Linked DNA regions of Mus musculus: regions 2 and 3 are each linked to region 1. The links are chromatin loops, found by intact Hi-C in ENCODE. Cell type or tissue: left cerebral cortex. All regions are shown on one strand. Region 1 holds the start of Cul1 (cullin 1). Region 2 has its middle 50 kb from the start of Cul1. Region 3 has its middle 64 kb from the start of Cul1.

Region 1 (8,000 bases):
GACCAGGTATAACATGGCAAGTCAGATCTCAGGGTTATGGGCAGGGAAGTAGACATAACAGCACAGAGGGTAGACACATGCCCAGCTCGAGCTGATTAAGGCTCATTACAAATATAAAAGTTTTGTATCTTTTATCTGTGAACAAAATGATCTAAGGTGGGGTAGAAACCCCCAATTAGAAGTCAGTTATGTCAACGGATGTTTACCTGAAGCAGACACAGGTGAAAGGATGTTTTGCTAAAGCAAGTACATGAAAGGATGCGTGATGAAGGATTCTTCACTAATGACTCACATGTATTAGTTCACCTTACAGTATAGCTGAGCTCCATTTGTCATGACTCCATTGAGAGAAATGCACCAAAAACTTCTGGTGGTGCTCTGGGGGCTTCTTACCACTTCCTTAGACGCCTGCTGATTGGCAGAGTGATGTCAGCTGATACAGACTCAAATGGAGTTTTGCTAAGGCAGACTCACATGTTGAGGCAAGACTTTTCATAAGGCTAGACCCATGGAGGACACGGGATGTTTGTAGAGAGTATAAATAGGACTCAATAGTGACAGGCTTGCATAACTTTGTAAAGTTTCTTGGTCTTGGGTTCTCATTGATCTTCATTTCTTTAAGAGAGGCACCACAAATAACTTCTCCTGGCCTAATCATGCCAGGGCTGCTGATTTGTGTTTGCTATACCGACTACTAAACTGGACTGCTGGTGTATTCATGAAGTACCTGTGAGTGGATCGAGCTGCTGCTGCTGCTGAATTGTGTGAACTGAACTGCTGATTTCCTGACAATGCAAATGGAATCTGCTCCAAAGAACAATTTCTAAATGGGTTCACTTCCCCTATCTCCTAATAACCTTTCTTTTCTACTAGCCCTGATGGGTGGTGGGCTAGAAGGGAGGTTAAAGCATTTATGAACCATTATTAAAAATAGGGTTGAGAAAAATCAAAGGCCTACAAGGATGTACTACTTTTGACAAGGAACCAGGCTTAGTCTCCAGCACCCTCTGGAGACTGGCCTCTTCACAAACTGTAAATTCAGCTCCAGGGATTAGATACCTCTGACCTCAACAGATACCTGATTTTACATGTACATACTCATACACCCCAAATACATACATAAGTAATCAAAAATGTCTTCAAAATTGTATACACAATTAAAAATAAATATATATTTTAAAAAATCTCATTTACTTGACTGACCGACCCCTGGTCAGTTTTGTGATATAGGCTGGCCTTAAATTCACAAAGATATACCTTCTCTGCCTCCTGAGATTAAGAGCATTTGTCATTATGCCCAGCCTAATCCTTTTATAACAATTACGTTGAAGGCTAGGGAGATGGCTCAGTGAATTAAGAGCTTTTTGCAGAGGACATGAGTCCTATTCCCAGCACACAAATGGTAACTCATAAGTGTCTGTAACTCCAGATCCAGGGGCTTGAACACTCTCTTCTGGTCTTCTCAGTACCAGGTACGCATGCACAGATAATACATATATGTGAAGGCAACACACTTATACATGCAATTGCAGGTTTTGCTTTTATACAGTGCACAAGAGAGTCTCTCAACACATACCCATAAAAAATTAAAAATTGCCAGGTGTGGTGGCTCACGCCTTTAATCCCAGCACTCGGGAGGCAGAGGCAGGTGGATTTCTGAGTTCGAGGCCATCCTTGTCTACAAAGTGAGTTCCAGGACAGCCAGGGCTGTACAGAGAAACCCTGTCTCGAAAAATCAAAAAAAAAAAAAGAAAAAAATTAAAAATTACACAGCCTAAAAACAAATTAAGTTCATTAGAACATATAAAGCATAGTAAACATTGTAGGATTATAACTTTAAAAACTTGGACAGAAGGAACATGGAGTGGTTCCCAAATTCAGGTTCTGGGTCTTTATTATCATCAGAAATATCAATGTTTAGCTAACATTCCTTGAGCTATTATCACCTCCATATCAGAGGATGATGAAACACTGAGAAGTTTAATAACTTGCTCAAGCCTACCCAGTTAAAAATGGTTCACACAAATATAAACTCTGGTAGTGTCAGCTTCTGGTTTTGCTCTTTTCCTTCCAAGTTTGGGTCTTAGATCTGAAGTTTGCAATTATGTCTCTGGGTAATTCACAAACCTGTGAAACCCATTTACTTTCCACAGACTAGTTTCTTACCCAAGTCTTAGAAATAATAGTTCCTATGGTTGTTCAAGTGACTCAGTACTCTTCAATCTGAGTAGTAAACATGCTGTGAGCAGGCTTCAATGTTCTTCCAGCAAAATACTGGAAAAAAAAAAAAACTGGCAAACTTAAGAAAAAATCCTGCACCCCAACCCATACCTGAAGGCACACATGGGAAGCTAGCAATGAGGTATTTTAAAAATAGCTATTTTAAAAATAGCTAATCTAAAACTTGCGTTTTTTCCAGTTCATTATTGTTTCTAATTTACAAAGAGATTTTAATCCCATTGACTTTGTCCTGATAAAGACCTTTGGGACAGTTTTGAGCTTTGATTCTGGTGTCACTCTCTTTCCAAACTGGCTCATCCAAAGAGATATCCATTTTGCTGAGACAGAGAAGATGAAGAGTGTTTTGAGCATGAAAGTTACTATTATATCTTTTTATCCTGTTAGGTAGGGTTATCTGCTCAGAACAGATGCCACCTGGTTGCAAAGTGGACACAGGTGAATGAACAAATCAATGAAAATGATAGTATTGACAGTAAATAAGATACTTTAAAACAAGGAATGGAGGCAGGGCGAATCAGGGAGTGGATTCAGATAGATTAAATACTTGTATTAAGGCAAAATGGGTTGGAGAAAACCCTCAAGTTGACATACAAACTCATATCCAGAGGTGAAAAATCACAGGAAAGGAGACCATATAGACTGGTGAGACTGAAGACAACAGATTAGGAAATATAGAGAGGAAGTAAACTGTTTTCTATGAATACATGGGAATCCAGTTTAAAATGAAAGCCAAAATATACAAGGAACAAGCCTTACATTTATCTCCACCCTTACCATATGTCTACAGAAAAGTTACTAAAAACATGTTTCTTTTGAATGAGTTATTGAGGTGTTTGACATAAAACAAATTAAAAACCTTTTCCCCAGACAAACGTAAAGATAATATAATTTGGTATACACATGCAGAAACAACACTTCTAAAAAATACTTAATAGATGTTGACAAAAAGCTACAGTTCGATAGAAGACACTAAACCAGCAGTTCTTAACTTCCTAATGCTGTGACTCTTTAATACAGTTCACCAGGTGACCCCCAATCAGAAAATGGTTTTTGTTGCTATTTCATAACTGTAATTTTGCTGCTATGAATCGTAATGTAAATGTGTTTGGAGATAGAAGTTTGTCCAACGGGTGTCCATCCACAGAATGAGAACTGCTGGACTACACACCAGTGGGACTTTCTTTTGAGAGGAAGCACGGGTTACTCAAGTTGTGGATTTGAGACCTGTCAGGTCTGCTGAGGATTTCTGCCCCGAAATGGTGCATTAGAAAGAATCTCTGTGGTGTTCTAGTTTGGTGAAAAGTTACAGAAGTTACATCAAATACATCTTTGGCCCAGATGATGAGCTAACTGAAAATCTTCCCTTGCTAGTTCACAGAATTAAATGGCAGATCTAAGCTAGGATATTAAAACAGCTGCCTCTAACAAGGTATGGGGTAAATCCATTCTTTCTCCAGCCTCTCACCTGTGGCTAGGGGTGTTGCCAAATTTACAATTGAATATTACAAAGCACAAGATGACAGCAGCTGATTTCCAATGGGTGAGATTATTCTAGATGTAAGAATACTACTTCATGCCATCCCAGGTTGGAATCGCAACTCCCAACTCTCCCTAACTAAACCATATACAGTGAAAGTGAAAAAAGGCTCTCAAGAAGGAAGGGAGGCCACTGCTGAAAAGTATTAAAGAGGGAGACACACATCCACGTGGGTATGTGGGCAAGCTGGAGGTTTCCGCAGGAGGATCTCCAAGGCCTGCAGGTAGAAAGGGGGGTCGGTGAAGCAGTAGCACTTTTCTCTTGAGTCCGCCTGCCCATTTGACTTTCTCATCTCACGGTTGGGGATACTGCCTCTGGTTCAACTCCAGGACAGGAGACACCAGCCAGGATCAGTGCAGTTGGGACCCATGTCAGCTCCCGGGAGGTGCATGGAGGGGAGGGGCAGGGGAGCTCAAAGCCCCTCTCCCACAGCCGCTTCCGGAAGTGTCTTCAGAGGTCAGAGCCCCCAGCCTCGGCTCGGTCTCCACGAGAAGTCCGAAGTGGCGGGAAGCCGGCACTCGAGAGGCCGCCCCGACGCGAGGGCGGCGGGAAAACCTGGCGGAGGATTCCGCTCGTCCGGCAGGACCCGGCTCGGCGTTTGGGAAGCAGAGGCCATGGCTCGCAGGTAGAAATGCCCGCGCGAAGCGGGTCCTGGCCACGAAGCGGGTGACCAGGGCCTCTGGGGGGGCCGTTTCCGTGCCCCTCCCGCGCCGCCGCAGGCCCGGCGATGGCGGCGACGGTTTCTTGGCTCCCCCGCCCCGGACGCCGATGGCGGTGCGTTCCGGCCCTCCCTCCCCCACGGCTTCGCCCCGCGGTCGCCAGAGCCGGTGAAGCCGGGAGGGCGGGGAGCGGCGGAGGGACGGCGAGAGGGCGGAGGTTGCGTGGTGCAGGCGGCGGCGGCGGCGGCGGGAGGAGGAGGGCCGGCAGGCGGGCAGGGGAGGAGGAGGAGGAGCGGGCGCCGTGTCGCACGCAGCTCCAGGCGGGGCAGCCCGGGCGCTGAGGGACGCGGCCAGACCTCGGCGGGCCCCGCGAGCACTACACGCCGTCGCCCGAGCGTCGGGGGGCGCCCGGAGATGCGGGTGAGTAGCGGCTCGGGCCGCGGTGGCGGGAGGCAGCGCAGGCCACGGCGGAGCCGCGGCGTCGCAGTGACTCGGGCCGCGGCGTCCGAGCCCGGGCTGCCGGCGAGGCCTGAGGCGCCGCGCCGCGGCTAGGCGGAATGGCGGCCGGGCCGGAGAAGTCGTGGGCGTAGGACGCCGAGGGCGGAGCGGAGCGGCCAGGCCCGGCCTGAGTCACCCGGCCGGCCAGGCTCGGCCTGGGCCGGGACTCGCAGGGCCAGGCCCTGGCTACGCACTGGGAAAAAGCCGGACTCACCGCGGCCTGTGGCGCCGACCTCGGCGCCTCACGCGCCACCCCTCCCTTCCCCTCGGCCCTGGGGGTTCCGCTTGGCCGGGGTGGCTCAGGGCCGGGGGACTCGTGCTCTCGGGGATCCGGGGGCACTCATTGTTGCGACGGTGCGGGGCATGATTATTGGGTAACAGTGGTGCCGGGCTCCGTTCTCTCTGGGAGCGTGGCCGAGCAAGGCGCGCCGGGATGCGGTGTGCTTTTCCAAAGGAACGGAGCCCCCGGGCGTCCGCCAGCTCTCCTCAGTCGAACTGGGCCCTCCCTGTGCGGCGGCCTCGGCGCGTCCCCGGTCCCGGCGGGAGCGCGCGCTCTGACCCCAAAGGTAACCCGGCACCGGGCCAGGAGGACTGAGTCGGGGGCTGTAGACTCTGCGGGCCTCTATTCTTAAATCCCGCGTGGCCCTGAGAACCCCCTCTTTCTGTCACCTGTGCACTGTGTTGTTACTCAGGAGATAACTAAGAAAGCAAGGAACACTTGCACTCTCATTCCTTGAGCCTAAGCCCCAAAGTTAAGGGAGCTAGGTATGCCAAAAAAGGAGGATTCCCCTTTTCTGAGAGGTCACTGTTGATACTTGTGGTTAGTTCACAGTCGTTGGGGGTTTGTGGGACGGGCACGCATGCCGAAATGCAGTCAAGTTGTTCAAGTGCTTTTAGTTGCCCTGTGTGTACTTGCTCTTTGCTGGAGTAGCATTAAAACAGCCAAAAGCTAAGAATGGAATAAATGATTACTGTTTTAGAAAGGCACTGGGGTGACAAAAGAGGAACTAAGCTCCTTTTACTTCAATTTTTAGGACCTAAACCTAACACTCTGAAGAAGCCAGTGTAGTTGAGGAAAATAAGGATATGAGGTCTTTCTTTGTTTGAGAAGGCTTTAAGATTTCTCTTTTTACTTAAAACTTGTATTTGTTGCTTCCCATAGTAAGTTGAAACAGTTATAGCTCATTTTAAATTCTGAGTATGCAACACAACACTGGCTTGTTTTATCTTCTATTCTGCCCATTTTTGGAGGTTTTGGGGAGCATTTACTAAGCCTTAAGCCTGGGAGAAAAGACCAAAGTGCTTTCTAAAAATGCTAACCTTTCTCTTTCCTCCCTGTTGGCATCATCTTTAAAAAACTGTTTTGCCCAAAAGACAACCAATTTTAGATAGGCTAGGGTGTTTGTAAGATACATCTTTCCTGAGTCTTATGGTCAGGCCCTGGAAGGTGTGGCCCAAATTCCTAGTATGTCACATACATCTGAAGTCTGAGCTAATTTGGCCAGGTGTCTTTAGATATTACATAGACTCTGTTGTTCAGGGAACTCCACCTTCTTGCGCTAATTAATTTTGTCAGTGCAGGCTTATTTCCCATACATGTGACTATGAAATCATTGAAGACACAGACTAAGTCCTTTACTTTGTAACCCTCAGATAACAGAACATGATCTTGCTGGTACCATGAATGATTTTTTTTTTCTTTTTTGGACTAATCCTAGGGTTTTACTACTCCCCTTCATTTTGGCTGCAGAAAACATAGTCACTGTTGCTGCTGAGCTTGTTAAAAGTGCAAGTTTACTATTATGTTGCATGCTTCCCTAGAGTGAAAACTGTTATTTTTCTTGTGTCCCCCTTCCACCTGCATAACTACATACTGTATCCTAGGGAAAAAATGGTTGAGGGTTTCTTTAGTTGTGGAAATCTAAACAGTTTGTAAAATTAAAATTAATCATTCTAATTTAAGGAGTCAGTATTTTTTTAAAAAACAAGTTTGTTTACCCCTTTGCCTTTGAAGTAAAGCCGGTTAGTATTTAAGGCTGTTACCTGCTGGGAAGATAGTCCAGCCCAGTTGTACCAAAAGTTTCTGTGGGAGGATAAGGGACCTTCATTTCAGCAAGGAAAATTATGTTTAAATGAACAAACCTTAAGTCAAACAATAGTTACTTGGCATTCTTAAGATTTAATTTGTTAGGGCCCCTCAAAGTTATAACTGTCTTGAAGTTTGAGCACTTCATAAGTCCCAAAGCCTAGTCTTTTTTACCTTTCCCATGAAGTCATGGGATAAATTGATTTTTGAGAATCAGTGGTTTCATTTTGAACTCATCTTTTAGGTATGCTTGGAGGAAAAAGCTGTTAACCATCTATTTTAAAGGACAGTTCTAAATTCATCTTTTAAAAAAGCATGTATGTGCATGCACCACAGTGCACGTGTGAAAGCCAGAAGACAAACTTCATAGTCTCTTCTCTATCTTGTGGGTCTCAGGGATTCCGTAAACTTGGCAGCAGTTCCTGAGTCTTGGCAGCAAGCACCTAAGGTAGTTTTTAAGTGATACCATCTAACTTCTAAGTTCTTAAAATGAGTGGATTCCATGGGAACATAACCAATGAGACATTGGAGAACTACCTTATAGAGCATAGTATATCATTTCATGTTTGATCACCAGGGTTATGTAAAGTCTTGATAGTATTTTTTTTTTCCCTTGGGAAACCTGGACAGAAGGAAGATTCTGCTCTCTGGCTTCCACTCACGCTTCAGCTTGATTGTACTTCTGATCTGTTCTGGGTCTTTTTCTTATCACTTTAGCTCAGGCATCTTCATTTTAGGAAAGCTGGTCTTGCCATCCTGTCTAGGACCTTTCCCTAGGTCCTCATGTTGTCTATGTTGTTTATGTCATGTTGTCTATGGATCTATCCCAGTGCTTAACATTCTGATGACACTTGGTGGTTTCTTCTATTAGACTGACTTTACCTAGGGGCAGGTGGAACAAATCTGACTCTAATACCTAGCACAATGCTCATGTCAAAATCTATGTACATCCTCCCACTTCAGATCTTTACAAAGCCAC
Region 2 (8,000 bases), 50 kb before region 1:
GTCATCTCTAGAGATTCACCCAGCATGGTATCTCTCCACAAGTCCTCTTCAAGTCATGCCAGATGTAGCTACTTTCTCCTCTGCTCTCCAGGTGGTGTTTTTCCACGACATTACTGCAAGCATAGCTGTTTACCTGTTATTCTCTACATTGAACTGTGTATCCACAAATGCATAACAGTTGGGAGACAGTTGATCATCAGATTCTGTTGATCTTTCTCTCTGATTGCTCAATTCTAAATTTGACATATTGCTCTTGCTAAATTCACACGCAATAAGGTCTGGGTCTGACAGCATTGTATTGCACATAGAAGGTGTCTTCGTTAGGGTTACTATTACTGTGATGAAACACCATGACCAAAAGCAACTTGGGAAGGAAGAGATTTATTTGGCTTAAACTACAGTACTTAAACTGTTCATCATTGAAGGGAATCAGGACAGGAACTCAGGGAAGGAACCTGGAGGTAGGAGCTGGTGCAAAGACTGTGGAGGGGTTAATAAGCTTACTGGCTTATTCCTCTTGGCTTGCCCAGCCTGCTTTTTTATAGCAGCCAGGACCATTAGCCCTCTCCCGTTAGTCACTAGTTAAGAAAATGCCCTACAAGATGCCCACAGCCCAATCTTGTAGAGACAGTTTCTTAACTGAGTTTCCCTCCTCTTATATGACTCAACCTTATGTCAAATTGACATAAAACTAGCCGGCACAATAGAATAAAAGTAGTTGGTTGAATGAGATGCTGTGGTATGGGCCACACGCGCAAAGCTGGCAATACCTTGTTTCCAGTTCTATACTATTTTAATCCAGATTCATAGTATTTCTCATTCTGAAAAAGACTGAATGGCAATTGCTAGAGTTTTCCAAATCTATATAAAAGGTTATGTGAAACTAAAATGCAAGGTACAGATGGTTAAAAAGCATCCTTTGCCAACACACTGGAGCTGCCCTGATTTTCAGGCCTGTGACAGTTGGAACCCCCTAAAGCAGATATAATAATTGGATGCTAGCATGGGGCCCTGCAGGGATCATAGCTGTTTGTGCTTTCAAAGCAAAGACAAACATGAGTATAAATAGAAGCATAGGATTCACGAGCAGCCCCAAAGTTACAAACAACAGCTGCTGGGCATTGTAGCTCAATTGATAGAGTGCTTGTCTAGGATAGGAGAAAGTCCTGAGTTCAATCCCTGGCACTGCATAAAGCAGGTGTGGTAACACACAACTGTAATCTCAATGATTTGGGGCTTGGGGCAAAGAGGACAAGAAGTTCAAGTCATCCTCAGTTACCTGATACATCCAACCTAGCCTACATGAATCCTTGTCTAAAAAAGAGAAGAAAAGAAAAAAGCCCCAAGTATCTCCTGCTTATACCAATGCAAGCCACAGTCCTTTTCCTGAAAACCTTCCTTATCCTACAACCAGAGCTGACTAGCTAGCTTAGGGAGGGGCACATGAGTCTGCTTTGCCTAACAATGTGTGTGTGTGTGTGTGTGTGTGTGTGTCTGATATAATATTTTTTAGCTCTTTGAGAATTTCACTCATACACATGGTATATGTTGATCATATTCATTCCCGCGCTTCCCCTTCCCAAATCTACCCATCTTCCTACTCCCTCCCAATTTCCTAGTCTTTATTGGTGGTGGTGTTTATAACTCACTGAATGCAAACTGTCCATATACTCGAGAGTATGGAGCTACCCTAAGAAACAACCCACCAGGGCCACACTCTAAAAAAAGAAAAACAAACAAACAAACAAACAAAGACCCGCCTCTTTGTCCCTCAGCTGTCAGCAGCTCCTTAGGTAAGGGTGAGCGTTCACGAGCTGCTCCTCCATGCTGGGCTGTGTGCTGGCTCGCTCATGTTCAGGCAGCCACAGTTGTTATGCCTTCTCCAGTGTCATGATTTGGCCATGTCCAGAAGACATTTGCTAAAGCAAGTACAAGAAAGGACACGTGATGAAAGATTCCTTGCTACAACACACACATATTGCTCCACCTTACAATGTGTAGTTGAGCTGCATTTGTCTGGATGCCATGGAGACAAATGTACCAAAAAAACTTCTGGTGGTGCGCTGCAGTTTCTTGCTACTTCCAAGGACCTGGGCTAATTAGATGCACAAAGCAAGACTCATGCTGTCTCCACTACGTTCTGTCACCACTGTTGCTAACCTGACTCTACCAAACTGGATGGCTGCTATATCCATGAGGTATTTGTGAGTGGCTCAAGCTGCCACTGCCTGCTAACCTGTGAACTGAACTGCTGATTTCCAGACAACATAGAGGAGAGTTGCTCCAAAGAACCTTTCTAAACAGGTCCATTTCCCCTGAATCCTTTTTTTCCCACTACCTCTGGTGGGTGGTCGGTTACAGGAAGGTTAAATCATTTAAGAACCATCATTAAAAATAGGATTTGAAAAAAATTAAAGTTACAACCCTGATAGACACTGTTAGACTGAAGAGCTTACTGCCACAGCTGCCTGCATGTGCTGATAGAGAGAGAACAGGGTGTAAGAGTGCCCAGCAGGTAGTGCTGACCACGATAGGCATGACCAGAAAGATGCCCCCCTAATGCTTTTAGATAATGTAAGTCCCTAGAATTAAGAATGACCCCTGAAGTGATGGGGAGCCCTAGTGAGTTTACTTCAATTTGGTAAAACGTAGGGCCCAAAACAGACATTAAGTTACTAAAGGAACTAGAAAAAGTTCTCTCTCTCATTCATATTCATTCTCTCTCTCTCAATGTATTATGTGTGTGCATGTATAACAGTCTCTTAAGAGTTTATTATAAACCAGCTAAAAGAGACTAGGTACAGCCTTTAGGGAAACAGGCAAGGGGCTGAAGATGACCAAGATGAGTCTCAGGCCTTGGAGGGCCACTCCCCAGGGAGGGGAACCTGAAAGGAAAACCAGACAATCCAGTGAAACACCACAAAAAGCATAAGAAACAGCCAGGTCTGTGGTAACTCAGCCTTGGGAAATAGGGCCTAGGCCTCTGTGGATCTACTACCATAATGCTGTGCAAGGACCAAAGCTGATCTCACATCTCTGCAGGAGGAGGTTGCATCCTAGACCCATGGGAGGCTTCCATTCCAGGAGGTGGGTCCATCATACCTAGAGGAAGACTCTCACAACCAGGTGGGTACTGAATTCAGACTCATGCAATACTGGCTGTGATTGCAGCTGGCTGCAGCAACTGCAACAGTGCCTTGTGGGACCATGAAAGGTAGCCTGGTTCCCAGTTGAGTGAGCTAAGGCTAGAAGTCTCGGAGACCATGATGGGACAATAGGAGCTTTGCCTATTCCCAAGTACCAGGCCCCTGTCACTAGCCATAGCCCCCCATAGATTTGTTGCCATCAATCTCATAAGGGCAATGCCCCAAGTCCCCCCACTCCCCACAATAGGTAGGAAAGGACATAACCTGTGCTTATGTAGGCTCAAGACAGACCTCCATTTTAATGAGATACGTAAAGGCCTGGAGGGCTTACCCAGTAAGCTTTCCTTCCCAGACATTCCTCCCTGAAAAAGGTATTTAATATCAGGCCCACCCTGAAAATTGGGGCATGGTTTTACACATCCACTTTCCACCATGACAATAAATGCCTTAAAACCATAGGCTACCTCTTTTCATTGAGATTCCCCCGTGGGGAGCCATGGAGAAGGCCTTCACCTATATAGCTGCTGTCTGGACTCTCATTAGAAGGCCTCTCTGTGCTACCAGCCATGACCACCACCAAGCCCATGCCTGCAGCCATCAAGCCGAGGATTCTCCCCACAGGACTAGCCAGATTTCCCCTTTTCCCTTGGCCCCAGACTAGATCCAGCCAGTGGGCCCAGATTCCATTCTCAGCTCTTCTGAAACATCCAGTGGCATCTGAGTGTCCAAGAGCCTGGGAACCCCACAGCCTCAGCCTCATCACAGGCCTAGGGACCCCGAACCAGACAACTCCGAAATTCTGCCTCTACAAGCAGCCTTGCCCTGTGGTGGAGCAGACATGGGACCCACAATCCTACGGTGCCTCTTTCTTATGGGGTCACCAACTGCTTGGGATGGTCCTCCAACCTCAGAGAGTAGCCCAGCAAATCCTGCCGGAGCCTGGGTTACAGGAACACCAGCTGACATTCCTCTGCTAGCAGCCCTGCAGATACGTGGCCCCTAGCAAGTGGCACTCAGGCGAGGCCAGTATGTGTGGGAAGAGGTCCATCTGGGGTCACAGTGACCAGGTTCTACCCTTGAAGCAACACCAGACCCAGGGTTCACTTCTATTCCCTCTCTGCTTGTTTGGAGTTCTTTGGTTTGATATTCCTGAACTCATCATAGTTACAGAGGATCGAATTCATATGTTTGTCAAAAGCTTTGAAGGTCCCGATGAAGATCTGGCCATCTTTGCAGGATACATCTCATCCGGCAATCAATGCAGCAGCATCTTGCTGTTCTTGCCCACAGTCACGGTAGTGGCTCCCAAAGCTCAGATTCCCACCATATTTGCTCCCTCCACAAAGCCTTAGTTTGCCGGCCAGCTGCTCCCGCCACTGCTAGCGGAAATGCAGCCTGCAAAATGCGTGTGAAGCTGAAATTACTCTTTCTTACCTGGCGTGAACACAAAGATTTCTGCACCACTAGTCTCCTTCTCGCTAAACTTGAAGAGAACAGAGATGGTCGTTCTCTCGTCTCTGCATCTCCTACATCTGCCACCACAGTAACTTATGGAAAGCAGGCACTCGGTAATATAATTTGGTTTTGAGTTAAACTGAACCAAGTTCCGATTGGGAAACTTCCAGCAGGGTTGGATTACTGACAGCTACAAGTTTATTTTTGATTTCTGGGCAGAGCACTGAACATTTTGCATACGGCTGTGAGAAAATTAAAGAATTTCATCAATGGTCTGGGAAGATCAATGGAATTTGCTTCCTCAGCAGAATGAAGGTTGTTTTGTCCTAGTGACTAGAAGAAGTTTGGCAAGATCCCTCACTTATATCCTGAGAGTATGAAACTTTTGCCAAATTGAACCATGAAATTTGAGAACTGGAAAGGATGTTAATCAGAATCTAGCCAGAGAAAACACAAAGCCCAGGGCAGTCTGCCTAGAATGAAAGAGGCCATGGGAGAGAGAGGCTGAGTGAATCTGCCCTGACTCTCCCCATCCAGCAGAGATCCATGGCCCACCCTTTTACCTCATCCCTTGCAGACCCTCAACTCTCTCGTTCTGTTGTCTCTACTGTCCACTGTCCCAGGCACTTTTTGAGTTCTGAGTTGGGATCAAGCCAGGGTTTCTGATCTCTTTGTCCACCTAGGCTGGAAGCTCTGCTTGGGATCAAAGGACAGCCTCACAGACTGATGTTCCGGCACGGCCATCGCTGACCTTTGCTTGGACACTTGGTGCTGCCAGCCTGCCATGACTTCTCTATACTGGCTCTCAAACTACCCTCTCTGGTTACTTCACAAACTCATTCTCCCTCTCCAAACTCTGCTCCACAACCTCTCCCTTGAGGTGAAGTCCCTTTGATGAGAAATCCACAGATTCTCACCATCAAACCTAAACAAAGCCCTTATCCACTCTCAGTGGATAGATACGTCCTTCCTCAAGCTCCTTCCTCTGTGCCCTGAATTCCATCGCTTTCCCAAAGAACACTCGTTTTGTTATTCCTTTCTCTCTGCTCCTTCTTCCAGATCTCCTCGAGGATTTGATCAGCAGCAGTACTTGAATATATATGATTCTTTATTTGTGTGAAGGGGTGTGGTAGAATATTCATATGTACATCTTCAGAGGGGTAGATGTCAGAGGTCAACGTCAGGTGCTTTCTTGTATCACTTTCTCCCTTACTTTTTGATATACCATCTCTCCGTGAATATGGAGCCTACTGATTCATCAAGATTGACTGGCCTTTCCAGGGATTCTTCTATCTCTGCCTCCTCAGTACTGGGATGACAGGTACAAGACACCATACCTAGCTTTCTACCTGCATCCTGGGCTTCCAAACCCAGGTCCTCATTCTTATGCCAAAAGGACTTTATCAACCAAGCCATCTCCTCAGCCCCACAGACACATTATTCTTATAATTTCAAAGTCAAACAAACTCACTTCCCACAACCACCTCCCGTCTTGTCCCACCGTGAGTCAATGGCCCCCTTGTTCACATTCACATGTCAATCTGCCTATCATCTCAGAGGCTGGTGCTAAACCTAACATAAGCCTCCCAGGCCTGACTTGCTGGGCAGCACTTGACCTGGCCTGCAGATTTTCTCATGAGGGGATACATCCCCTCTCTTGAATCTGTGACTTTAAATTCTTCTGACCTCTTTAGACTTCTCTAGTCATATCCTGTCAGACTTAGTTTCAAGCAGCTTTTCTCATACCCACTCTTAAAATGTCAATGCCTCTTGGGAGTGTTGGTCTAGCTCCCCTAATCACCCTAAATGCTTTCTCTGGGCAATTTTATCTATTCTTGGCTCCAGTTACAATCTACATGGATGTTTCCAAATCTGCTTTTGCAAGTCTTGACCTGGATTTAGAGCAGATCTGTAATTCTTTTGGGCATCTTCATGTGACATCTCTAATTCAATAATCTCCTAAAACCAAAACAAACCTCTTTCTTCTCCCAGGGAAAGACAGAACCAATCATTATCCATACCTCTTCCTCTATGCCAAGACCCTCAAAGTAAAACGTATAGTCAAACACTAGGATTTTAATTCCAGATAAACCTTTGGGCAAAGCAAGTAGCTTAGCATTTCTCTAGTTTCTTCATTGGTAAAATGTAAGAGGTGATACTAGAACCTTCCTCATATGGATACTATCTAGCCTTCTCTGAGTTCATACATGTCAAAACCACCAGCACTTGGGAGGCTGAGACAAGAAGTATCAATTTTACATCCAGTCTGAGTAACTTAGAATGAACCTGCTTCAAGAAAAACAATCAAAAGTCTGGCGTGGTGGCGCACGCCTTTAATCCCGGCACTTGGGAGGCAGAGGCAGGTGGATTTTTGAGTACAAGGCCAGCCTGGTCTACAGAGTGAGTTCTAGGACAGCCAGAGCTATACAGAAAAACCCTGTCTCGAAAACCAAAAGAAAAAAGAAAACAATAACAATCAAAACAGCACCCAAAGACCATTCTGCACATGTGATATGTTGGTTCTCATTTAAGCCATCACTACCCTAGCTACCACCACACCACCCACCATTTCTTCCCCGCTGTCCTACAGTGTAACTTTAATGTTTTCAAACCTTTTTTTAAATTATTTTTTTATTTTTTTATTTTTGGGTTTTTTGAGACAGGGTTTCTCTGTGTATCCCTGGCTGTCCTGGAACTCACTTTGTAGAGTAGGCTGGCCTTGAACTCAGAAATCCACCTGCCTCTGCCTCCCGAGTGCTGGGATTAAAGGTATGCGCCACCACGCCCAGCTCAAACCTTATTTTTAATGATGGATCTTAAATGCTTTAACCTCTCTTCCAGCCCACCACCCACCAGAGATAGTGGAAAAGAAAGGATACAGGGGGCAGGCAGTGGAGAAGTGGACCTGTTTAGAAAGGATCTTTGGAGGAATTCCTGCCTGTGTTGTCTGGAAGTCAGCAATTCAGTTCACAGATTAGCAGTAGTAGCTTGATCCACTGGCAAACACTTCACAGATATATCAGCAGCCCAGTTTATACCCTCCAAATATCACGTGTCCTCCACATGTTTTGCTTCAGCAAGTTTCTTGCTTCAGCATGTGAATCTGTCTCAGCTGACATCACTCTGCCAATCAGCCAAAGTCCGTGAAAGCGGCAACTACAGTACAGCACCAAAAGTTTTTTGGTGTGTTTCTCTCTATGGCGTACCAACAAATGCAGCTCAACTATGCAGTGTAAGGGGAACCAATACAGGCAGGTTGTTAACAGAGAATTCTTCATCACATGTCCTTTCACTTACTTGTTTTAGCAAAACACCCTTTCTCCTGTGTCTGCTTCAGCTCCACATTCTTTCATGAGTCTGCCTTAGCCTCTCACCTGTGTCTACTTCAGCTAAATGTTT
Region 3 (8,000 bases), 63 kb before region 1:
AAAGAAAGAAAGGTCGGTCTACCTTATTCTCAGAACTTTTCCAAGTTGTACACATCCAACTACTCTCAATTTTTAGTTGTTGTCCAGTAGCTGGGATTGTAGTTCAGTGGTAGAACATGTGCTTAGCATCAATGAGGCCCTGGGTTCAATTCTCAGAACCAGAAATTAATAAATAAGAACTACCCAGTCCTGAACAGCTTCTGTAAGCTAGCCCCATGTATAACAGCATCATTAGGCTTTTGAACATACTCAGCACTCAAATTTGGCTTTTTGTTTTGAAACAGGGCCTCACTATGTATCCCTGGCAGGCCTAGAAATCACTTTGTAGACCAAAATAGCCTCAAACTCACAGAAACCCATCTGTCTCTATCTCTCAAGTGCTGGGATAAAAATGTGCCATTAATCTGGGTTTCAGGTTCAGTTTTCAATCTCTCCCCTCACCTTCATTTTGCCCCTTGCTTAGCTTATATCTTTTGTAGCTGTTTCTTGAATTTGAGCTCTCATTTTCCCCCCCTGGTATTCAAACATAATGCTCTCCATTATTTTCTTAGTAATAATCTTCAAACCTGGCTTCAGCTATTCTGGTTGCCACTTCAGCCAAATACACTAGAACCCTATTGGTAACATTTATGAAACTCACTCCAGCCTCTAGGGAGATTCAGTCAAAGGATAGTTGAACTAAAACTATTATATTAAATAGTATGAAAATTGTATATAGTTTTGGAGTCATTAAATAGATAACAATTGTATATAGTTTTGGAGAGGTCCATATGTATGCACAGGTACACACAGGCAAAAGCCAGAGAAGGCCAGAGAAGTGCAGCAGGTGTCTTTCACTATTGTTCTTCTCACAGGGTCTCTCAGTGACCCTAAAGCAGTCATTTTAACTAGTCTGTCTGTCCAGTGAGTTCCCATGAACAGCCTGTCTCCTTCCCTAAATGCTGGGCAACTTGGGAGGCAGAGGCAGGCGGATTTCTGAGTTTAAGGCCAGCCTGGTCTACAAAGTGAGTTCCAGGACAGCCAGGACTAAATAGAAAAACCCTGTCTCGAAAAACCAAAAAGAGAGAGAGAGAGAGAGAGAGAGAGAGAGAGAGAGAGAGAGAGAGAGAGAGAGAGAGAGAATAGAAAATTCTTTAGAGTAGGGAAGGGAATCTTGGCTATGATGATTAATCATCCCTGTCAACTTGAGTGAATTTGAGTCACCTAGGAGACATTACTCTGGGTGTGTCTTTGAGAGCATCCGAGAGCAGGGAATAGAGGTGGCAGCATCCCACAGACTGGGGTCCCAAACTGAATAGAAGGAAGAAGCCAGTTTGGCACCAGCATTTGTCACCCTCTGCTTCCTGACAGTAGTCACAATGTGACCAGCTGCCTCATGCTACCCTAGCTGAAGCCTCTCTCATCACCACACCTTCCCTGCCAGAGTAGACTGCATCCTCAAAGCACAATCCCCGATGAATTTTTCCTTCTTCATGTTACGTTTCTTGTATATTTTGCTCTACAATAAAAAAATAATTAACACAAAAAATTATGACAAAAAAGCAACATTAAATAAAACATTTGTGGATATGTCTTAGCTATTTTTGAGTCTGGAACGTTCCCCAAAGGCCTATGTATTGAAGACTTGGTACTATTGGGAGATGATGGAACCATTAAGAGGTGGGGTCCAGTGGCAGGATTTAGGTCTTTGGTATACCCCTAAAGGGACTTGTAGAACAACAATCTCCTCCTCCTCCTCCTCCTCCTCCTCCTCCTCCTCCTCCTCCTCCTCCTCCTCCTCCTCCTCCTCTTCCTCCTCCTCCTCTTCTTCCTCCTTCTCCTCCTCCTTCTCCTTCTTTTTAGGACGGTGTATGTGTGTGTGTACCTGCATGAATTTATATTACTACCTAAGGGCATTGCCCTAGGAGGCCTACACACACATGTGAACACACATAAACACACATGTGCACACACACACACAAATCTATAATCCAATAAAGAGCTGGCAAAGTATAAATAGAAATGACTCAAAACTCAAAAGACTCTTGGGTATGGGACCATTCACTAGAATATGACCAACCACATAGGAACTCACAGTGATTGTGATACCATGCCTAAGACCTGTGCAAACTCAAGCCAGACAAGATCACAACATGGAGGGGAGAGGTAGGCATGAAGTCTCACTCCTAGCTGAGGAGCTAATGGCCACTAATAGCTGCTGGTAGATAGATAAAAATATAGTCAAGAAAAAGCATAAAATATTCACCTTCATTTACATAAATACTAATCGAATCACGCTCAGGTTAACAAGAATAAAAGAATGACTAAGATTGTTGACAAGACCACATCAGAAAAACCTCTCAGTCACTGTTAGCAGTGAAAACTGGGAAATTTTATGAAGAGCACTTTATTAGTACCCATCAAAATTACTATACAAGGATATTTTGTCCCAGAAGTTTTAGTTCAAAAGATTTATTCCATGGATATTCATTTAATTGTGAAATAAACTAGGAATAAGTTAATTTCAATATTGTTTGTTATCAAACATTCTAAATATATTCTTTAAAATAGTAAATAATATAATAAAAATTTTTAAAGAACTACTTTGGGGCTGTAAGGATGACGCAATAAATACAGCACACACTGTGAAGCATACGCTTTTAACAATAAAAAAAAAAAAGCATATGCTTTTTTCCGGAGCCTACAAAGAATTGGATGCAGGAGTTGGGAACTGGGGCTAGATTCTGAAATCCCACCATTCCCAAGGTGAGATGGGAGGTGGAAACAAAAGGATTGCCTAAAGCTTGCAGGCCAGCTTGCCTGGCACATTCAGCAGTGAACAGCAAAAGACCCTGCCTCCCTGCCAGGGCCAGACTCTTTCAGAAAATTGACTGTCCTTCTCCCAGAAGCTGAGTTGCTAATATTTCCTTGGGTAGGTGTGGGACTTTGAACCCTCCTGTCATGTCCATGCTGGGAATTTGTTTGGCTTGAACTCACATAGGTCTGGATGCTCCCCCAACCACTGTGAGTTCATATGTAGTAGACTATGATCCAGTGGATGGTCCCCATCCCAGAGTACATGACCAGCACAAACTGGACTGGGTGGATTTAAAACAATAAAAAAAGATGATACAAAGTTAAGTGGGTGTAGAATGAGGGGTGTGGATGGATCTCGGGGAGTCGAATGAGAGGGTGAATATTTATAACCCACTGAATGAAATTCTAAAAGAATTTTAAAGCCTGTCTCAAACAAGGTGGAAGGTGAGGGCTAACACCAGAAGTTGTCCTCTGACCACTACCACAGGGATGCTCTAGCACTTGTGTGTGCATGAACACACTCACACACACACACACACACACACACACACATACCACAGTAACATGCACAAAAATTTTATTTCATTAAAGGAATGTTAGCACAAGATTTTCCTCAACAAAAATATTCAGTGTGCTATATGTTACTGTTTTCTACAGGAAGGTGTTATGTTCTTTAAAAAAAAAAAAAATTGCCTTGACAAAACCCAAAAGAAAGACTCTAGGAATGAACCCTCAAAAGTGTGAAGCTCCAGCCCTCAACGTGGGTCTGCAAAACATTTAAATTAACTCCACACAAAGCTGGGCTGGGGCTGAAACAGCCTCCCCTCATGGTTCCCATGCAGAGAGACTGGTCCTTGCTGGCATATAGAGCCAGGGCTGTATTGATAAATGGGCTCCAGGAAAATAGAGCCAGTCGGAAGAGAAATAGAATCAATGAAAGAGAAGGTTCACTCGCTCCAGGCAGGTTCTTTTGTAGTCGAGCAAATAAGAATAGAGCAAAGGGATTTTTTTCATTAAAAAAATCATATAGAACAAAATATTTACAGCTGGTGTGTTGTATTGGAGTGGCTCTAAAAAAATAAACCAAAAATATTAGAACTGACTGTGGCTAAAACGAAAAAGGCTGTTTACCTTGTAAAAGCTGGTTGTTTCAATCTTGTAAAGATGAAAAAAAGGTTTTTTTTAAAAGAAAGACAACCCATTTTTTTAAAACAGCTTTCTCTCCCTAAATAGCTTACTTTTTGGTTTGCAATGAATTTGAAAGCTTTATTTAAATGTAAATTGGGTGGATGGATGTGGCGAGGTAAATTGATATACAGAAGATTAAAGGTCACTGAGAGAAACCTCTGGCCTGTATATTCAGTGCATTTAAGAATGCTCGTTTGTCTCTTTTGCTCAGTGCTAGAGAAAGAAGTGGCTGGGAGTTGGCAAAAATAACAAAAGGGAAACTGTAAAACCGCCTGTCTGAAATCTGTTCTCTCTTCGTGGTTATTTGGGCCAGGCCAGCTTCTTCTTGCCAGCGCTTCTCACATCAGCCACCATGAGCATGAGGAATCAGCACATCTGATCCTGTGCCAGCCAGCTCATGCTGTAAGGCTGCGTGTTCTGCGACTTTGCCTGAGTTTATGGAATTACAGCACCAGTGGGGGTGGGGGTGACAATCCCATACCCTTTCATCTAATAGGTGATGAAAATAATAAAAAACAAAACAAAACCAAACCAAAAAAACCCTGATGTTTTGAAAGTCACTAAACAATCCTAAAGAGGCCTCCCTGTGTGGATGGCTAGTTTCACTTCTAAGAAATCACTGGCTATTGGCAAGCTAGAAATTACCTTTGGTTATTTTAAAAGATGGCTACTTCCCAATGATCTAGAGCCAGGATTGCTGTAGTTTATGCAAATATCTGTAGACAGTATTTTTAAAATACAGTGGAGTAACATACAGAAAGCACAGCAGTGGTCTGGGCAGCACAGTGAACAGGTACCAACCAGACTTAAGAGTACCAGCACAGCATGTTCTGTACAGGATTTTTCCAGATTGTACAGTAAAATGGTCTTCTCTTTGAACAGGAAGTTGGAAGAAGAAAACACTAAAAGCAAAGCAGATCTTAATTACTGACAGACAACCGTTCTTTTGTTTTTCTTACTTCCTGAGCAATCCATTCAATATTGGCAAAAGGAATGTTTTACAATAAAAGTTGACAAAGCATCACAGCAATGCTCATGTAGAGTTAAAATACACATTTGTAAAATACAGTACACCTGTCTACTCCCTGCCAAGATGCCAGCTTTCCCTCAGGCGAACTGCACTGGGCCAGTCTCTCTTCAGAAGAACTCGGTTCCTTCACATCCTGTCAAGCAGGGAAACAAAGCCAAAGGCAGGTTGAACTGAGGTCAGTTGCTTGAAGATGCCAAAAGCCAGGCAAAAAGTCAGAAAAGAGGATTCAATGATGGGTGGAAGTCTGAAAATGAATAGCCAGATATATCAAGTTTAAACTAGGACAAGCCCCCCAAACAGAGATTATTTAGGGGACAATCTAAGAACAAAGTAGGCAAGGAACTCCTGAATGGGCACTTTAAAGGTGCAAGTTAGCTATTCTTGGTTGTCATCTTGATGACATCTGGAATTAATGGGGCACACCTGTGAGGGATTGTTTTGCCTTCTTTGAAGTGGGTAAATATACTTCTAGCCCAGACCTCTGAGGTAGGAAGACACACTCTTGCCCAGGATCTGGAGACAGGAAGACACACCTTTAATCTGAGCCACATTTTCTGCTGGAAGATTATATAAGGACATGGGAGATGGAACATTTGCTCTTTGCCTGCTTGCTCTGGCCTTGCTAGCAAGTGCATTCCTTCACTGGCATTAGAGCCTATTTCTTTGGGAATCTAGCATGAACCAGCTGAGGGTTTTGTGGTTGAAAAACTTCTGGATTCTTGGATTTTCTGTTCACAGGCAGCCATTGCTGGGTTTACTGGATCATAGCCTTGTAAGCCTTTCATTCATATATATATATACATACATAGAGAGAGAGAGAGAGAGAGAGAGAGAGAGAGAGAGAGAGATTCATTCTATTAAGTTGTTTCTCTAGAGAACCCTGACTAATAGAGTAGCTAAGAAGCATATGAAGTAGGTGTGGCTATATCCACACAGACATTCTGCAACACTCAGGACCTCTTCTGCAACAGGTACCTATTAATTTAAAGAAATAGGAATTTGAAAATATTAGCAAAGCGACCAAGAGCAGCTAATACAAGATAGAAACCCAGTCATGCACCAATAGATACTATAACTACACTCTCCAAGAGAAAGAGCAGCAAGAAATACACTTGCTAAAGAATGCCATCACTGTTGTTTACAAGCAAATTCCATGTGATTATAACCACATAAGCTAAACAAAGTGGGTCTGTAGAGTTGGCTCGCCAGTTAAGAATATTGGCTGCTCTTAGCCGGGCATGGTGGCGCACGCCTTTAATTCCAGCACTCGGGAAGCAGAGGCAGGTGGATTTCTGAGTTCGAGGCCAGCCTGGTCTACAAAGTGAGCTCCAGGACAGCCAGGGCTATACAGAGAAACCCTGTCTCGAAAAAACAAAAAACAAACAAACAAAAAAAAAAAAAACAAAGAATATTGGCTGCTCTTGCAGAGGACCCTGGTTCAGTTTCCAGCATCCACAAGGTGACTTAAAACCATCTGCAACTCTAGTTCCAAGGAATCCAATGCCCTCTTCTGTCTTCCATAGGCACCAGGCACTCACATGGCACACATGAAGGCAAAACACCCATTCACATAAAATAAAATTTAAAAGTTACAAGAGTTAATTAAATACAGGCTATGTTCTTACAGAATTCACAAGGAAAAAGAGAAGTAATTCTGGTTCACTGTGATATGGACACCGGATAGCAAACCCATAATGTATAAAAATACAATGGTGGAAAACCTTCAAAGGAGTTGAAATCTAGGCCAAGAACCAAGGCCCTGAATATCCCCACCTGCAAAGAGTAAAAGCAATAGTATGGTTCTAAAACAATACTAAGGCACAAACGACTGATTTACCACTAGGTGCCTTCAAAACACGGCTCTAAAGAGTTCACACATATATGCTTTACATCAAAGTAGTTGGGGGAGCTTTTTAATCACTTGTGGAGGTACTGAGATTGAATCTAGACTCTCACACCACTGAGCCACATACCAAGCTTCTTTACTCTGACAAACCAGTTCCTAAGGCCTAAGCACAACATGATAATTTCAGGAACAACCTCCCCTCTGATAGCAGTCTCTGTCTTAGTGTCCTTTCATGTTGTCATGATAAAATACCCTGAGAAAAGCAAGTTAAGGTTTATTTTAGCTGACAGTTCAAGGTACAGTCCATCATGGTGAAGAAGTCACAGTAGCAGGGTCTTGACGATCTGGCCCCATGGCATGCATAGTTAGAATGACAAATGAATGCACCTGCTCAGTTCCCTCAGTGTCTCTAGGAAGCATTCTTATACACAAATCTAAGGGGTTTTACCTACCAAAGTACAGTTTTGGACCACAAAGCAGAACCAAAGGATGCACTTCATAGCAAAGATGCTGTATCAGTGGTTGCATGCCATCTTGTCAAAAAGCTGTTTCCAAGCTGGGTGTGGTGGCACACGCCTTTAATCCCAGCACTCGGGAGGCAGAGGCAGGTGAATTTCTGAATTCGAGGCCAGCCTGGTCTACAAAGTGAGTTCCAGGACAGCCAGGGCTATACAGAGAAACCCTGTCTCGAAAAAAAAACAAAAAACAAAAACAAAAAACAAACAAACAAAGCTGTTTCCTTGAGGAGCAATAGAAGTCTGTTAAGGGTGTGGCTGAGATCTCCATGGGCCTCACCATGGGGAATCATCATCTATGCAGTAAAATACTCCAAACATAAGCCATTGTATCACTGTATTCTCATTAGATGGAATTCATGGTTCTAGGGTTGAAGGGATGGAAATAGGAGTAATCTACTTGCTGTCACCTCCAGTCACACAGCAGGGAAGTGTGTGCTTCCTTCTCCACAAATATCAATGTACAGTTCCTATTTCAGAGGTGGAAGCACCTTCTAGCTAAAGACACAGCTAGAGGGTCTCCCTGAAGCTCTACGCCATAGCTGCCTCCAGTGACTCTCACTAAGAGACCAGCAGATAAGGAAAGCAGTGAACTTCATTGTAAGGGAAAACTGTCTTTAACTAT

Evidence for each region. A loop is a pair of places that touch in the nucleus more often than their neighbours do. Peaks named below come from ENCODE experiments on the same cell type or tissue, not always from the same donor. Only the 100,000 strongest peaks of a DNase experiment are listed, where the experiment ranks them.
Region 2: a loop joins it to region 1, with 2.0 times the contacts of the local background. A loop is called at or near these places in 4 of 42 quality-filtered maps.
Region 3: a loop joins it to region 1, with 2.4 times the contacts of the local background. A loop is called at or near these places in 4 of 42 quality-filtered maps.

What each region holds. Positions count from the first base shown.
Region 1 is chr6:47,449,627-47,457,626 of GRCm38, forward strand. It overlaps Cul1 (cullin 1), which reads left to right and starts at 4,693. Exons shown (of 22, transcript NM_012042.4): 1 at 4,693-4,857. In left cerebral cortex, a CTCF peak has its summit at 4,823; DNase peaks (open chromatin) are centred at 4,154, 4,272, 4,665, 4,991 and 2 more places; H3K4me3 peaks cover 2,895 bases; H3K27ac peaks cover 2,466 bases.
Region 2 is chr6:47,399,864-47,407,863 of GRCm38, forward strand. No RefSeq gene overlaps it. Among named protein-coding and RNA genes, the nearest start is that of Cul1, 50 kb to the right of the region's middle. In left cerebral cortex, no CTCF peak of the experiment used is centred here; a DNase peak (open chromatin) is centred at 4,783.
Region 3 is chr6:47,386,461-47,394,460 of GRCm38, forward strand. No RefSeq gene overlaps it. Among named protein-coding and RNA genes, the nearest start is that of Cul1, 64 kb to the right of the region's middle. In left cerebral cortex, a CTCF peak has its summit at 4,316; DNase peaks (open chromatin) are centred at 306, 3,620 and 4,317; H3K27ac peaks cover 1,242 bases.